Linked DNA regions of Homo sapiens: region 1 is linked to region 2. A link is a loop called in an ENCODE intact Hi-C map of the cell type or tissue named here. Cell type or tissue: PC-9. All regions are shown on one strand.

Region 1 (8,000 bases), 51 kb before region 2:
ACTCATATTTGGCTGAGAATAAATCTCTTCAAATATTTTGCAGAGTCTGTTTTTGTTGACACCTGCAGTGAAGAAGGCCCTGGGGGCCATCTAGCTGCCCCCTCTGCTGGGATGGTCACAAACATGCTTACTGCCCCCTTTGGCCTCCTTGGGGATGTGGGAACCCTGGCCTTCTCAGAGCCCGCCCAGCAACCAGCACCCACCTTGGTTGGCCTCCCACGGTCAGGATGCCAGTTGGGGAACAGCAAACCTGGGTGCCACGGGTCTGCACGCTGCCTCCCCAGCAGCAGCTGGTTTGGTTCAGCCTGGAGCTGAGGTGGCTGCTGTTGCTCATTATGGTAGGGCCCGAGCATTCTGCGGCCACGTCCTCCCTGCAGTGTTAGGCCTCAGGTTTGTCACTGGCCCTTGTCTACCCTGGGCCAGTCCCTGGCCGTGGCACAGAAGGAAGGAAAGCCACGTTCTGCTATCCTCCCCAGCTCAGAGAGGTAATTGGTCTTGTCTGGCAGAAGTGGGACTGGCACTTTCTACCAAGCTACATCAGAGTCTGAATCACATAACTGCTTTTAAGGTTTTCCCTTCAAGCTTGTGGCCTACTGAGACATCCAGAATCTTTTCAGCTTCCCAGGTCCACAGATGGTTCCACCACCAGTTTTGAAGCAGGGGTTGGTCATTCTGCCCTGTCATTACAGTGGAGAGGATGGCTCAGGCTTCAGCTGTCCCTGGAGGGCAGTGAGATCAAATCTAGGAACCTCTGGATTTGCCCTTTCTGGACACATTCTTGAAGCCAGTAGGAAGGGACGTTTCCTTGGCCCGCATCTGCATCAGTGGCCCCAGCTGCCACTCCCCAGCACTTCCTCCCCACCCAATTGCCCCAGCTGACCTGGAGCACCCACTGAGCTCCATGCACATCACAGGCTGTCCCACCCCAAAGGAGGAAGATGGGCACACCAGTCCTCACCTGTGACACAGGGACAAGGCAGCTGTTGAGGAAATATCAGGAGGTGATGTGGCAGGCAGGGCGAGGGAGCACTCAACAGACGTGCCTCATGGATCCCCTCCCGCATCTGCCCTGGCACCTGGTGCCCAGGCCACAACCACTAACTCCCACCACTCCTCAGACCTCTGCAGCATCGCTCTCCCAGGCAACGGCCTGCCCCTCAGTCAGAACCGCTCAGATGCCTGCCCATTGGGTCGGTCTCTCCAGCGACTGTGCCAGGAATGCCCCTGAATCAGCAGCTGCTCCCAGACATTTGCTGCCAAGTGACACCTACCGGGGGGTGGGACTGACAGCAGTGGGAGCGAGACGGGGGTGTCCTGAGGCGGCCTCAGGAGAACACCTCCAAGGGTGGGAGGCTCCCCAAGGCTGTGCACTGGGGCACCCTGCCTGGGGACTCGCCCACCCCACAGGGAGAGCCCGAGCTCTCGTGGCTGGCCTGGCTCGGTGGAAAGGGGCCCCCAGCCTGCCCCAGGGATGCCACTCCTTGAACAAGCCCTCCTCTGGGCACCTTCCCTCCCCCATCTCCCTCAAGCACCACACAGGGTGGGCAGGGCAAGGTGTGCCTCCTCATCCCAGAGATGTGAAATGGGGCCTGGAGATGCAACATGGCCTGCCCAAGGAAGCCAGCAGAGTGTGGTGGCCAGGGGTGCACTATCAGGAGTTGGAAAACCTGGGTTCCAGCAGAAGCCCCTTGGACCCTCTGAGCCCACATCCTCTCTGTGAGACAGACGGTGATGCCCGACAGATGCTGTGCCCACAAGCTGCCCTGTCTCCGCTCATCCGGCAAAATTCTCCAGGTGGGAGGAGTGCAGTCACCCCCATTGGACAGATGAAGGTCTCCTCCCTGCAGGTTGAGGCAGGGGGAAAGGCCTCCTCGAGGAAAGAAAGAAACCTCCTTATCTCATGCGCCTCATCCTGATGATGTGTGAGACTGAGTCCAGGGTGTTGAAGGTCTGGGCTATTTTGAGTTCATGGGTCTTATAAGGCTGTCCCTTGGGTGTGGGACTGCAGTCACTGTCCATCATACAATTTGCAGACCCCATAGTGGGCCTGGGTGAGTCCTGGGAGACGCAGCTCCAGGCCTGACTCCACTGCTCCCTGGCTTGTGACTGGGAGCCGAGCCTTTCACCACCTGGAGTCCTACAGCGGCCGTCCTGCTTCACCCACAACCCTGTCCCTCTCTCACTGCTGTAGGCCTTAGAGTGAGGACCCTGAAAACAGACTCAGAGACAATGTGCCCCAGCAGCCAGACCAGATGGCACCTCTTTGCTGGTTTTGTGCCAGTGGGTGTAAGGGCGGTGGCGGAGGCAGGGGGACGGTATCCCTCTGGGTGCCTCAGGAATGTTCCAGACCCTTACAGAAGCCCCATGAGTTGGGTAGACAGAGACTCCCACCCCATCCCAAGACAGCAAAGCTAGCCCTGAGGGCACCCAGCAAGGAGGTGGCAGAGCCAGATCCAGAACCCAGGTCCTCAACTGAGAGCTTGCTCTAACATCCTACCTGGCTGCAGCTCCCAGGAGGCCCTCCTCCCCACATTGCCCTAAGCTTGGCCCAGTGCTCTGTCAAGTTAGTCTTGGTTCCAGCCACCTGTTCATGGGCTCTCTGACACTGCTGCTCTGCTGACCCTGGCCCATGCAGGTCTCCAGGCTCTGCTGAGCTGGTCTCAAGGCTCAGAGTGCAAGTGAGGAAGGACACCCTCATCTCCCTGGGTGCTGCTTCAGGGAAGTCCCCTGCATCCCGGGACTGGGAGAAGGGGCTAATCGGGTCAGTACAGGGTGAACAGGATGGGATCCCAGGTCTGTCTAGCCCCAGGGCCACCTCCACACAAGGCACGATCCCCTTGCCTGCCTGATGCAAGTAGGGGTGCAGAGGCCAGGGCTGTGCTGTGCATGGTGAGAGTGAATTGGTGCTTCATGGTTTTCTGGGTTCTTGCCTATCTGGCTGCACAAGGCCTCTGCCCCGCCCTCCCTCATCCCTGCACCATCACTTCCTGCCAGTCTCCTACAGCCCCCAGAATCATCCTCTCCATCCACAAGTTCTCACATAGATGGGTGCTTTGTTTTCATATACCTCATGTCATTTACAAGACTTATGAAAGAGCCATACAACAGCAGTTTAAAATAGTAGCCAAAGGTCATGGTAAGAATTCCCACAAACTCACATCTGAGGGTGCCTGGGCTTCCCAGCAGCAAAAGCAAAGAGGGAAAGATGACCAGAGAACAAAGATGAATTAGGCCCCCTACCTCCTACCTTTGCTGTTCACAGGGACTCTAATACTTTAGAAATGACTATTTTCTCCTTCAAGGGAAAATGGAGTATTTGTTTTTTCCACAGATCCGGGCAGCTGATAGCCTCTCATAGAAAATGGTTTCCAATCCTCTCCAGCCTCATCTCCTGGGGCTCCGTTCCTTCCCAGGGCCCTGAGTGTGGCCCACCAGGTATCCTGTCTTCTTGCCTTTCCCTGGCTCAAATTCAAACCCTCCTGCTGATTCTGATGCCAGCCCCACCTCCCTCACACCGCGGGCCCACTGTGGGGCAGGGCATTGCAGGCATTCTTACAAGCACTGAGGTAGATTTTTTTTTTTTTTTTATAGTGTGCATGACCGAGGAGGAAATGAAGGCTCAGGGTGACTGAGGGACTCGCCCAAGGCCACAAGGAGGTGTGTGTAGGGCCAGGATCCAAGTCCCTGAGCATCTCACCTGCATGTCCCCCAGGGTATGGAACCAGTGCTGTTAGGGTTTACTTTGTAAAGCCAAATCTTGATTGCCGTCTGGGAGCCCCTTGAGGGCAGGGATGTTGTGGGATCCCAGAGCCTTCCTGGTGTGGAGCTAGGTTCCTGGGAGATATTCACTAACCAGGCTGCCTGGGAATAACCCTGTCCAAGCAACAGAGCCCAGCCCTAGCCTCAGGGAGAAGGGGTGGCCTCCCAGCACCCTTAGCCCCAGCTGAGGACTTTGTACACACAGCCAGGGTTGCTGGCTGATACACTGGCCGTGAGTGACCTCAGTCCCCCTCAAGGCTACCAAAGGGCCAGCTGGCATCGTGCAGCAGGGAGACAGGAAGTCCCTAGGACAGCTGGGCCTCATTTGGGTACATGTGCCTAGGCTGGGCACATGCAGGTCGTAGAGTGTCACAGTCACCTAAAAGCGGGGCAGGGTGAAAACTGCTGTGCCCTAATATCAAAGGCCTCATGTGGCTGCACCCAAGACCTTTACCCCCACAGCACATGAGCTGCCTGGTCACCCCATGGATGCAGAGAGCCCGTCCACCTCCCCCAGCCCGGATGCACCCACCTGGTGTCCATCCCTGACTCCCAGGGTCTCCTCTGCTGCTGCCGGCCTTCTCCAGGCCCCATCCTGGCTGTGCTGTGGGGAGAGGCAGGCGCCTGGCGTGGCCCTGCTGTTCTCAGAATGCTGAGCTGGGCTGTGTGCTGTGTGCTTGATAAGCTGGATTAGGCTTGGGGCCCGGCAGAGGGACTGGCAGGGGGAGGTTCCCAGGGGCCCAGGGAGGGCCTGGCTGACCCAGCCCAGGCCTGAACGTGGTCTCATTTCTCTGAGGCTGTGTGACAACTCTACCTGGGGCCAGGAGACTCGTGCTCAGCTGTGAGCAGGAGGAGAGACGGGCTGACCTGAAGCCCCCTACCCGCACATTTGTGTCCTGAATTGTTTAAGGGGAAGAGAGTGAGGGGTCCTAGTGGGAGCTGGAGGTGGTACCTGGGCCCTGCATGGGTGCTACCCCACTGCCCAATCCTGGGACAGGCCTGTAATCTCCTGGCGCCCTCCTGGGCTCCTACAGAGTCCCTGATTCTGTGACCTGTCAGGTTGATTGTCCTCAGCGTGGGGACAGAGTTCCAGTGTCCTGGCCCTGCCCCTTCTGCCTACCCCCAAGTGCTGCACAGAGGGTTCTGGTGAAAGGGGTGTTGGGGGTATGGGTGCTCTGAGATGCAGAGGGGCCGGCCTGGGGTGCAGAGCCCCTGGGCAGTGTGGTCCTGTCTCCATGGGGAGGGCAGGGAGCCTGTCGAGTTGCCCCCAAGCAGAGTGAGAACCACAAAGCTCGACAGACAAGGGGGGTCTCCGCCCTGGGGCAGCCCCACCTGGGGAGTCCAGGCCCTGCCTGACCACCAGGGACTCTCCCTACTGAGAAGTCTGGCCTGGGGAAGAAGGCTGTAAGGGCTGCCCACCCAGGGGAAACCAAGTCAGGGGCCATGCCATGTGAGGTCTGAGCAGGGGTTGCTGCTGGTCACCGGTGCCCCATGGGACAGACATTGAGCATCTCTGACCTGGAAACCTTTGCCCAGATGCACCCCAGGAAGAGGAGGACAAACTCTAATCGCTTTTGCTGTTCCTAATCCTAATCCTAATCCTGACAGTGATCTCACTGCTCCCCAGGCCAGGCGGGAGAGCAAGGTGTGAGGTCAGCTAGCCTGGGTCCCCTGTGTGTGACCTAGGGCAGCCTCTCAGGCTCTTGGGAGCATGCAGAGCCAGGACCCTGTCTGGCCTTCAGTGGCTTCCTGGAAACTTCCCTTCTAGACAGGGATGTGAGGGAGGCACCAGAGGCCTGCTGGGCATTGACGTGGGCAGCCACTGGGCTCACGGAGGAGGTGGGGAGATGGGCCAAATGCCCATATGGTCCAGGCTAGGAAACTGGCTCCAGCCATTAGCACACACAGGAGGTCCCAGCACCCCTGGTGCAGGGATAATGGGAGAAAGGGCCGTGTTCTTATCTGCGGCTGGTCCAGGACCTGCCAGGCATCTGACGTGTCTGCCCTCTGGCTCTGGGCTCCCAGGTGGGCGGCCGGAGGACCCTCTGCTCTCCAGGTTTCTAGGGCCAAGGCTACCCACCCTCCACGCTGATCCTCACATCCCTTGTTGCCACAGACCCTGCCTCTCACCAGCCTGGGGTTCTGAAGGTGATGAGCGGTGAGATCGCAGAGAGTCAGGGTCTCCCTGAACCCCTCTGCATGGCCAGGGGACTCACTGGAGTAACAGGATCTTGCCTCCCCTGCCATTGAGGAGTGGCGGGCTGGCCTCACCTATTTTTTTTTTTGAGACAGAGTCTTGCTCTTGCCCAGGCTGGAGTGCAGTGGTGCCATCTCAGCTCACTGCAACCTCTGCCTCCCAGGCTCAAGCGATTCTCGTGCCTCAGCCTTCTGAGGAGCTGGGACTACAGGCACCTGCCACCACACCTGGCTAATTTTTGTATTTTTAGTAGAGACAGGGTTTCACTATGTTGGCCAGGCTGGTCTCAAACTCCTGACCTCAAGTAATCTGCCCGCGTCGGCCTCTCAAAGTGCTGGGATTACAGGCATGAGCCACCATGCCTGGCTTGGCTTCACTTTACACAAGATGAAACCCAAGCTCAGCAGGTGCCTCACAAAGGCAGGAAGGAGCTGCACTGCGATTCTGGTCTTAAGTGTCCAAGACCCAGACTGGGGACCCATGGAGCCACAAGGGGAAGTGCTGGGCTCCCCCGGGGATCCCTTTGGCCCAGCCAAGCTGTCATGCTGTGTCTCCATCACCTGCCTGACCCCCGAGGCGGAGCTTCCAGGGCCTGCTCCTCACAGGAGCGCTTGGCCCAGGCTGGTAGCACACAGGGGTTTCAGCCCTTCCCAGTCCCCACCGGGGGTCGATCAGAATGTCTCCTTGACTTGACTCACTCTCGGCACTGGTGAAGCAGCTTTCCAGTCCAATTAAAACTTTAAAATAGCCTCTCCACATTCAAAATAGTTTGCCACTCGCACACAGGAACCAACACCATCTGGCTTCCAGTTTGCCAACTGATTTTAGACAAATCTGGAATCTATTTTTACCCATCTCCCCAGGCCCTGGATGAGCAAGCTGTCAGAGCAGGACGGTGGTCAGCTGGGCAGAAACCTGCCCCACAGGCCCCGGAGGGACAAGGGAGGGCAGCTCCGGGCCTCTCACCCCTGCCTGGGTTGGCCTAAGGAGCCCCACGTGATCTCCTGGGCCGTGAGCCAAGAGGGGCCTCAGAGAAGCCTCAGCATGTCCAGCAGTGGGGCCCCTTCTGATGCGGGTCTTTGTTTCTATGATGCCCCACATCAGAAGCCCTGTCTGAGGGCCCCAGGTTGCTGTCTCTGTTCCTGTGACCCTCTTCCCAGCAGCCCCTGGCTACCCCCAGTGCCCACTCTATCTGGTGCCCCCAATGTCTCCTACTTCCCCCTCATACTTTGCCCTTGCAGCTGGAGTGTCCCCAAGTGGAGTGTCCCCCGAGCCGACTCCATCGAGTGCTGGCTGTGCCGGGTGCCCTTCCTCCCCAGGTTTTCCCATGTCCTTGCCATCAGGATGTCGCAGGCACCCCATACTGCCCAGCCAGCCCTGCGGCAGGCACCAAAGTGTGTCTCCTGAGGGATGCTACCTTCCTTGGTAAACCCAGGGACCAAGAGTGCGGCATCTCTCCCATCAGGCCTGGTAAGCATCTACCCTCTGTTGGCCAGCCCAGCCCTGCTTTCTGCCTGCACTGGGCACCTCGAGCTAGCTCTGCAAGCTAGCTCTGCCCACTCACTGGCTACACAAAACCCACTCCTGGGAAAGACCCTCCTGCATCCTGCGGAACCATGTGTGGGCCAAGCAGGGCGTCAGACAGCAAGGCCCCCATTCTCTAGCGGCTTAGGCCCCCAGCATGGGGTCCTTCCCCATGGCCTCTTTTCTCAACCACACAGCAACTCTGCTGTCCCTGCCTTCAGCTCAGAGCAGCACTGCCCACTCTCACGGGCGCCAGCTCTACTTTCTCTGCCCAAGGGGCCCCCGAAGGGTCTCCGAGCACTTGCCCCTGCCTCGCGGATAGCGCATTCTCCAAACAGCAGAGGGGTCTTGCTAAAATGCACGTGGGATCATTTTATTTGGCCTTGAGTCATTGACATTGGCATTGAGTCACTTGGCATTGAGTCCTTTGTCTCATTTCAAGTGGAAGCAGAACACTGTCAGCACAAGGTCCCTTGTGACTGGCCTCCTCTTCACTCCAACCTCCCCTCCTGTGGCTCCC
Region 2 (8,000 bases):
AAAAAAAAAGAAAAGAAAAGAAAAGAAAAGACAATCCATAGAATAGGAGAAAATATTTCTGAAAATGTATCTGATAAGGGACTTGTATCCAGAATATATAAATAACTCATACGAGAATAAAAAGACAACCCAAATAGATAATAGGCAAAGGATTTAAATAGGCATTTCTTCAAAGAAAATATACAAATGGCCAGTAAGCACATGAAAAGATGTTCAACATTATCAGTTATTAGAGAAATGCAAAACAAAACCACCATGAAATAACTACTTCACTTCCAACAGGATGACAGTGATTAAAAAACAAACAAAACCCAGAAAGTAGCATGTGTTAGAGCAAGGATTTAGAGGAACTGGAATCCTAATACATTCCTTGTGATAATGTAAAATGGTGCAGTCTCTATGAAAAACAGTTGAGCAGTCTCTCAAAAGTTAAACTATATTACCTAGCAATCCCACTCCTTGGTATATAACCAAGAGTGAAGAAAACATACATCCACACAAAAGTTTATGCGCTTTTGTGTTCATAGAAAAGTTCATAGAAGATTTATAATAGCCCCAAAGTAGAAATAACCCAAATGTCCATCAACTGATGAGTGGATGTTCTATATTCCTACACTGGAATATTATATGGCAGTAAAAATGAATAAAGTTGGGAGGCTGAAGTGGGAGGATCACCTGAGCCTAGAAGTTAGAGGCTGCAGTGAGCTATGATCACACCACTGCACCCCAGCGTGGGCAGCAGAGCAAGACCCTATGTCAAAAAAAAAAATGGACTGATGGTTAAAGAGAGGGATGTATGGAAGGATAAATGGTGATCAAGTAAATATAGTAAAATGTTATTGGTAGAATCTATGTGGTGGGTGTACAAGTGTTGATTATACAGTTCTTGCAACTTTTCTGTTTGAAATTTTGCAAAACAAAGTGTTGGTAAAAAAACACTGATAAGAGAAGATCTGCCCTACTATAGAAAACATACTTTCCAACTGCAATAATCATATCACCATGGTTTAGGTGCAACACTAGACAAAACTGGCATATGATGATGAAGTCCCAGACCTGCAAGAGGTTAATACACTAGAAGAAAAAAATTCAAACCCAATAGAAATTCTAGCAAAGATACACTCATTCAATAATGAGATACTGTTTTCAATTCTCAACACAATTTAAAATGCTATTAAATCCTGGTTCTGGTATATGGTGAGACTAGTGGCTGGCTTTGAGTCCATTTACTATGGCTGTGTGACAAGGCAAATTCTGCGTCAATGTCTCAGCTGCCACACCTACAAAATCAAGGGAGGGACCTCAAACCAGCTGAGGTTCAGGGTGACAGGTCAAGGGACAAGCAGAGCTCAATTACACATGTAGGTGTATGGCCCAGGAGCTCCATGCACAGTAAGTAGCTAGTATTATTTGTGGTTATCTCTGCAACAGAATTACGCTTATTTTAAAATTTCTTTTAGATGCTTTTTTTTCCTATTGGATTTTCTACAATGAGCATGAACTATCTTGGTAACCAGGAAAAAAAAGTCATGAATTATTTTAACAGCCAAACGGTGATGATTTGGGATTATGTCCTCTAATCTCTAACAGCGGACGGCTGGCTCCATGCCTTCCTAGCTGTACAGTTGTGTGTTTCTAGGCCTCAGTTTCCTTGTCTGTACCATAGGGGTTTGGTAAATCATCTCTAAGACCCCATCTGACAGTGACAGTCTAGGATTCTATGGCTATAACATTTTCTTTCATATGGGTGACTGAATCCTTCTCAACTCAATGTGAGAACTCGCGCACTGACACCTTTCTGAATCAAACTTTGAAAAATGTGGAAAAAGAACACGAGTATCTATGGCCACATTTCCCATGAGAGTAAGAACTAAATCAAGCCAAGGGCCATTTTAAAAACTTTAAACTCTATGCAATTCACAGGGAGACACTCCTGGAATGCAGCTCCTGCTGCTGTGGCTAGCTGGGCACTCCACCCCAGCTCCCCTGCAGTGCGCCACTGCCCAGCCCTGAGACCAGGGTCACCTCCCCTTCCTTCTGTGGAAATCCATCTAGTCCATTGAGAATGCCAGCATGTTTCGGAGGCCCCTGAGAAGTTAATACCCCGCAAGGAAACTCTGCTGTCTTCAAGGAGATCGTGACCGTGATCACAGAAAGAGCCTGGCATTTCCAATTAAGAATGAGTCCAAACAATGATTCCAACTGTGAGCGGCTATCTGCAGCCACTTAAATTACCTGCTTTGCACAATACAAGCAGCAGCTCCTGCCAGCATTTGGAAGGCCAAGGCAGGAGGAGCACTTGAGGCCAAGAGTTCAAAACCAGCCTGGGCAACATAGCAAAACCCCATCTTTACAGGAAAAAAAAAAATTAGCCAGGTGTGGTGGCACATGCCTGTAGTCCCAGCTACTTGGGAGGCTGAGGTGGGAGGATCGCTTGAGATGGGGAGGTCGAGGCTGCAGTGAGCCATGATCATGCCACTGCACTCCAGGCAACAAAACGAGACTTTGTATCTTAAAAAAAAAAAGAAAGAAAAGAAAAAAGAAAAAGAAAATTAACTGCATAGTTCATATCATTTACATATATATACAGAAATCAATTCTGGATACATTAAGGACTTCAGTGTGAATCTTGAAAACTGAGCTGGTAAGAAGGGGGCAAGGGCAGAAGGGCAGAGAGGGATGGTGGGAGTGAAGTAGGCACAACAAAGATGAAGGCTCATACTGGAAAAAGTGCCCAGAATGTCCCAGGACAGTGAGATGCTTCCTGGTCACTTGTTCTGCTTGGCCAAAGCAGGCAAAGAGGAGCAGGAGGAGAAAGGTCAGATCATCACCAGAAAGAGCTACCAGGGGTCAGGGTGAGGTCAAAGTAGGCACAGAAACAGCCATGGGAGAAGGCAATTAACTTTGGGCCAAGGAGATCAGAGAGGGTGGTTAACAGGTTCTCCTGTGGTGCTGACTTTGAGTGCTGATCACAGCAGCAGGATGGGGGCTGTTGGTGGCCATAAGTGGCCTCCCATCAGACTCTCACCCATGCCTGGATTGGGACCTCTGCATCTGGAATGTCCCTTGGGAAAGCTAAAGAGTGGATTCAGTACAGTCAAGTGAGCCACCTCCCACTAGATAACTCCAGAGAACAGGGGCAGTGCCAGCATCACCCCCAATTCAGAAGGGCCCTACCCTTGATTTAATTCTCAGCTGTCTTGAAATTCTTAATAATTTTTGCAAGGGGCCCTATATTTTCATTTTGCATTTGCCCCACAAGTCAAGAAGCAGGTTTTGCTAGGGGATGACAGTTCCAGGGACCACTTCTCTGAACCCCAACCACCAAGGACAGTGGATCGGTGCCAGGGTCCCAAGAAGTCCTGTCTGGCTTGGGTTCCAGCCACGTACAACATAAACCAACTTCGTTTAGAATGCCTTCCGTTGGTTTTCCACACAATGGCAGGAGACAGTGCAGCTGACGAGCCATCAAAGAGCAACAACAAATAATAACTGAACTAGTAAGGACACTTCATGCTTTTTGGTTAGTCAATTGCAAGTGAAAACAAGGCACATTATACTGGCCAAAGAATAATCTCTCAGAATGATGGAAGTCTAATGTAGGGAAGCTTACAGCAAGGTGTTGTCCACACCCGCCCCAAGCATCATGAACCAGAACGTTCTTGCCAAGGGTGATGGGGCTGCTAGAGGGAAGCATTCACACCCTTTGACTCAGCGATTGCATTCTTGGCAATGTGTCCCGGAAAGAAACACAAAGGAAAAACTTTACATGCCAAAGATGCTCAGGCAGCAGTTGGCTACAGTGATCTGGGAAGAACCTAAATGTCTAACAGAAGGAAAAGGCATTCCACAGCCTTCCAACGAATAAACACAAAGCCTGCGATAACGTGGGAAAGTGTTTATGATGTACAGCCATGTGAAAATGACATTTTTTTTTTTTGGATCTCAATGATATTAAAAGGATGTTTGTATAAAGGAAAAACATTGACCAAAAATAGAGACCTAAAAACAGTGGCAAAGGGATAATGGCGCTATGGAAACGCCATGCTCTTGAACATCTGGAATTGTTGTCTAAACAGTAAATAACCCTTAAAAATAATGAATGCCTAGGGCACAGAAGATTGGTCCTGCTGAATCTCAGAAAGTCTGGCCAAAAACAAAGCATGTGTGCTGGGGGACAGGTGAGGAGTGGGATTTGGGGAAGGGATTTTGCCAGGCAGATGAGCAGTTACCAAATGGTTAATGAACTAAGAGTCACATTCCAGGGGCCCTGTCCCGTACAAACTATGCTGCTTCTAATGTAAAAATATCCGCGGTGGAGGGATGCACCCAGTGGGCCTGACCAGGAAAGACACTTGTCCTCTAACCAGCCCCACCTATGGCCGAAAGGCTGATGGCCATGCCAGGTCAGGATGCGGCAGGCAGCCCCAGGGCGCTGTCCAGGTGGGGTTCCATTCCCCAAGTCTGTGGCCTCCTTCCGCCTTGACACACCACCCAGTGTGAGCAACTACTATTTCTGAAGATATGCGTCAGGAATCATTACTCAACACACACGTCACAGGGAAACAGGACATAAAAGGAAATTTATCTTTGGCAGCCCAAAGCCCATAACTTCATTTTTATTCATATTGCTCATCTATTTGATCAGATGCTGCTGCTGGTTTGAGCTGACTGGCACTTTATAGGAAAACCAGATGCCAGGAGAATGAATCTGCAGTGGGCAGGGCCGGGCCCTACAGGACACTCCCTGATGAGGTCAGAAGAAGATGTACATCCAGCAAACCCCTCAGTCCCAGCTCCAGCTCAACCCCATGCATCCAGACTCAGGCCCCTCTCTCCATTTCACTAGCCACCTTGAGATCTTTTCACTGAAGTCTCCCAAGCCCTGCTCCCACTTTGGCCCCCGTCGGGTCACCTGTCTTAGCCTGGCACCTAAGCAGCCCTCTCTTTGCCCAGAGGCAACAGAGGTCATTGTGCTACCTTCAGGACCAGTCAAATATTATTACTAATAATTGTTTTTATTAACAGGGCTGTTGCATATGGTTGAGCAGGTTGTACATTGCACAGCCCTAGGAAGTGCCATTCACAACAGACACTATAGATTTATTTTTATTACAATGCAAATCCAGCAAATGGAAGAGTCTCGTTCTGACAAATCAGAACAATTTTAAACTATTACAACAGTTTACAAATAAGTAGAGGTAAGGGCCCGGCGTGGTGGCTCACGCCTGCAATCCCAGCACTTTGGGAGGATTTGGTTCACGCCTGTAATCCCAGCACTTTGGCAGGCAGACCATTTGAGTTCAGGAGTTCAAGACCAGTCTGGCCAACATGGGGAAACCCCATCTCTACTAAAAATACAAAAATTAGCCAGGCGTGGTGGCAGGCATCTGTAATCCCAGCTACTCGGGAGGCTGATGCAGGAGAACAGCTTGAACCCGGGAGGCAGAGGTTGCAGTGAGCCGAGATTGCACCACGGCACTGCAGCCTGGAAGACTCCAGAGCAAGACTCCGTCTCAAAAAAATAACTAAACAAAAAATAAGTAGGGGTAAAGGGTCTTGAGGAAGAGGCATCCTTTTCTAATCCACGCGAGGTGCCAAGTGAGCCCACAGCAGCCCTGCACGCCAACCCGTGAACGCCAAATGAACCAGCTCCCTGGAGAGCACGCTATGTTCTCCAGGCTCCTTGGGGCTACCAGTGGCAAAGAACCTTGACTGCCTGGCTGGGGGAGCCTGGGCCTGTCCCAGCCCCATCGCCTCCACACTGTCAATGCCTTCCTCACTGTCACTGGGCATGCTGTGGCACAGTGAACAGCCACAAGCGCACAGGGCTGGTGCTTGGCCCACGAGGGTCTCCTCTTCTCTGCTGCACTGCCCCATCATGACCCTCTTTTCCCTCCAGGCCCTTCCAGTCCAGCACAACTGCCCCCTCGCTACCTAGGGGCTCAGGGTTGGCATGAAGCCTGTTTGCTGAGGGGGACTTCTGCATAGCCAATACAAGCACTGGGGGAAGCCTGCTCTGCCCACCTCTCCCCCGTCTCCTCTCCTCCTTCCTTGAGCTCTCGCCCTCTCTACCTGTAGGCCTGCCCTTCACACAGTGACACTCACATGCACACAGGTGTGCTGCCCTCCTGGCACCTCCGACATGCTGCTCCCCCTACCTGGGACACTCTTACATACAGTGCCCCCAATCCACCCCTTAGCTGCTTGCCCACGTCGGGCCCTCTGCTGGGATCCCTGCCCACTCGCAATGCCTTTCCTCAGAGCTCATGGACTCCTGCATGCCTCAAGCTCTGTGCATATTCTCAATCTTCTCTACTTGGCATGGCCAGCGCCTCCTGGACTCTGAGTGTGGGCAGCCAGGGCCATGCCAGTCCTCTCCTTCATGGGAAGGGATCAGCGTGCAGGGTCAGAGGGATGCTGGCCTGGGGATGAGGTGAGCTGGGCTCTGCTACTCCCAGCCCCTCTGGGCTGGGTGCCTGTCACCTGGCTGTGGACACTATGTGCCCTACGCAGCTGCTGGGACAGAGTGAGTGACTGACAGACACTGTTGGCCAGATTTTCTGCCTAACGGAAAAGACAAATTCTGTCTTCTTTTACCATTTACTGTTCTTCACTCTGCCTCAAAAGCATTGAAAGATTCGAGACCTCCATCTGGCATTTAGCCTCTTTCTAATGACAAGGAATCCCCCCAGATCACCTCTCTGTATTCCCCAGGCTCGGAGGTTCTGCCCCAGAAAGTGAGTCCCCAGCCCCACCCACTGTGGCCTTCACTCAGGCCAGGCCCCTCAAGAGTTCAGCGGGTCCCCAGGCCATAGCCTTCCCCTTGACCATCCATTCAACCAACACGCGGTTAAATGCTGGGGGTGCAGGCTCTGGCCCCACTCCTGCCTGTGTGATCTTGAAAAAGTCATCTCTCTTCCTTGAGCCTCAGTTTCCCCATCTGTACAATGATATGGCCAATGATTATCTTCCTTGCTACCATTGATTAAGCACCCTTCCGTGGGCCACGGGCTTCCCACTTTCCCCTTATTCCAAGCTGCAGAGGAGCATCACTCCTCCAATGAGGGAGCTGAGGTGACTTCTTCCATGTCTCCCCTAGGTCTCATTTGGCTCCAAGGACTGGACTTGTCCCATGCCCACGGGCCCATGGTTGCCTTGACAGGTTGACTCCTTGAAACCGTTCTTCCTGGCCTCTGTGCAAATTATGGCAGTAAAACGTCACTTCCCCAACAGGTCTGTTTGTAAAATAATGTGCATTCCTATAAGGAGCCAGATTTATACTGGAGGAGATAGAAAGGATCCTACTACTAATGAGCAGCTACCATGTGCCAGGATGGGCAGGGGCTTCCATACGTATTACTGCCATCATTTTAAGACACCAAGTAGAATTCTCACCACCTTAGGCCAAAAGCAAGTGGCCAGAGGCTCTGTCATGTTAGGTTTGCATGGCAGAAGGTACCGCTTCACAGTGAGTCACACCAAGTAACAGTGACAACTCGGTGTGGGAAGACATAAATGGGGTCAGCACTACCATGAGGCCTCCTTTCCACAAGCCACACACCACCTCCAGAGCCAGCAGAGCTGTGCCCTCACAACTCCCCACTTCACATCCTTTCTTGCCCATCTGTCCTTTCTGATGCAACCCACTGGCAGGGCCCCTTTCTATATCTCACCCATCATGAGGTCCTGACACCTCGCTGAAACCTAACTGAGCATCCCCATCCTCACCTGCCACTTACTCATCCTCCAATACACAGCTGGGTGTCACCTCCTCCACTTACTCATCCTCCAATACACAGCTGGGTGTCACCTCCTCCAGGAAGCTCTCCAGGATCCCCCACTCCAGGTTCACCTAAGAGACCCACTGTCCTGTTGGAGCTTCCCTGGTTGTTCCAGAGTTCCACAGTGGGACCAGAATGGAAAGGGTGGGGGCAGGAAAGACTCCAGCCTGAGTCAGGGGAGTCCCAGTGCACCAGGGGAGTGCACCAGGGGAATGC

The links. Peaks named below come from ENCODE experiments on the same cell type or tissue, not always from the same donor. Only the 100,000 strongest peaks of a DNase experiment are listed, where the experiment ranks them.
Region 1: a loop joins it to region 2, with 8 times the contacts of the local background. A loop is called at or near these places in 6 of 110 quality-filtered maps.

The regions. Positions count from the first base shown.
Region 1 is chr22:30,878,094-30,886,093 of GRCh38, reverse strand. The region is part of intron 3 of OSBP2 (oxysterol binding protein 2); the gene reads right to left. It overlaps LOC107985544 (a long non-coding RNA gene), which reads left to right. Exons shown (of 3, transcript NR_146603.1): 3 at 1-38. Among named protein-coding and RNA genes, the nearest start is that of MORC2-AS1, 40 kb to the left of the region's middle. RefSeq lists enhancers at 1-82, 6,930-7,671, 7,672-8,000. In PC-9, a CTCF peak has its summit at 3,693; a DNase peak (open chromatin) is centred at 3,783; H3K27ac peaks cover 2,562 bases.
Region 2 is chr22:30,826,826-30,834,825 of GRCh38, reverse strand. All of the region lies in intron 2 of OSBP2 (oxysterol binding protein 2), which reads right to left. Among named protein-coding and RNA genes, the nearest start is that of MORC2-AS1, 91 kb to the left of the region's middle. RefSeq lists enhancers at 3,934-4,434, 4,435-4,935, 3,871-5,070, 7,437-7,586. In PC-9, no CTCF peak of the experiment used is centred here; DNase peaks (open chromatin) are centred at 3,735 and 4,575; H3K27ac peaks cover 3,221 bases.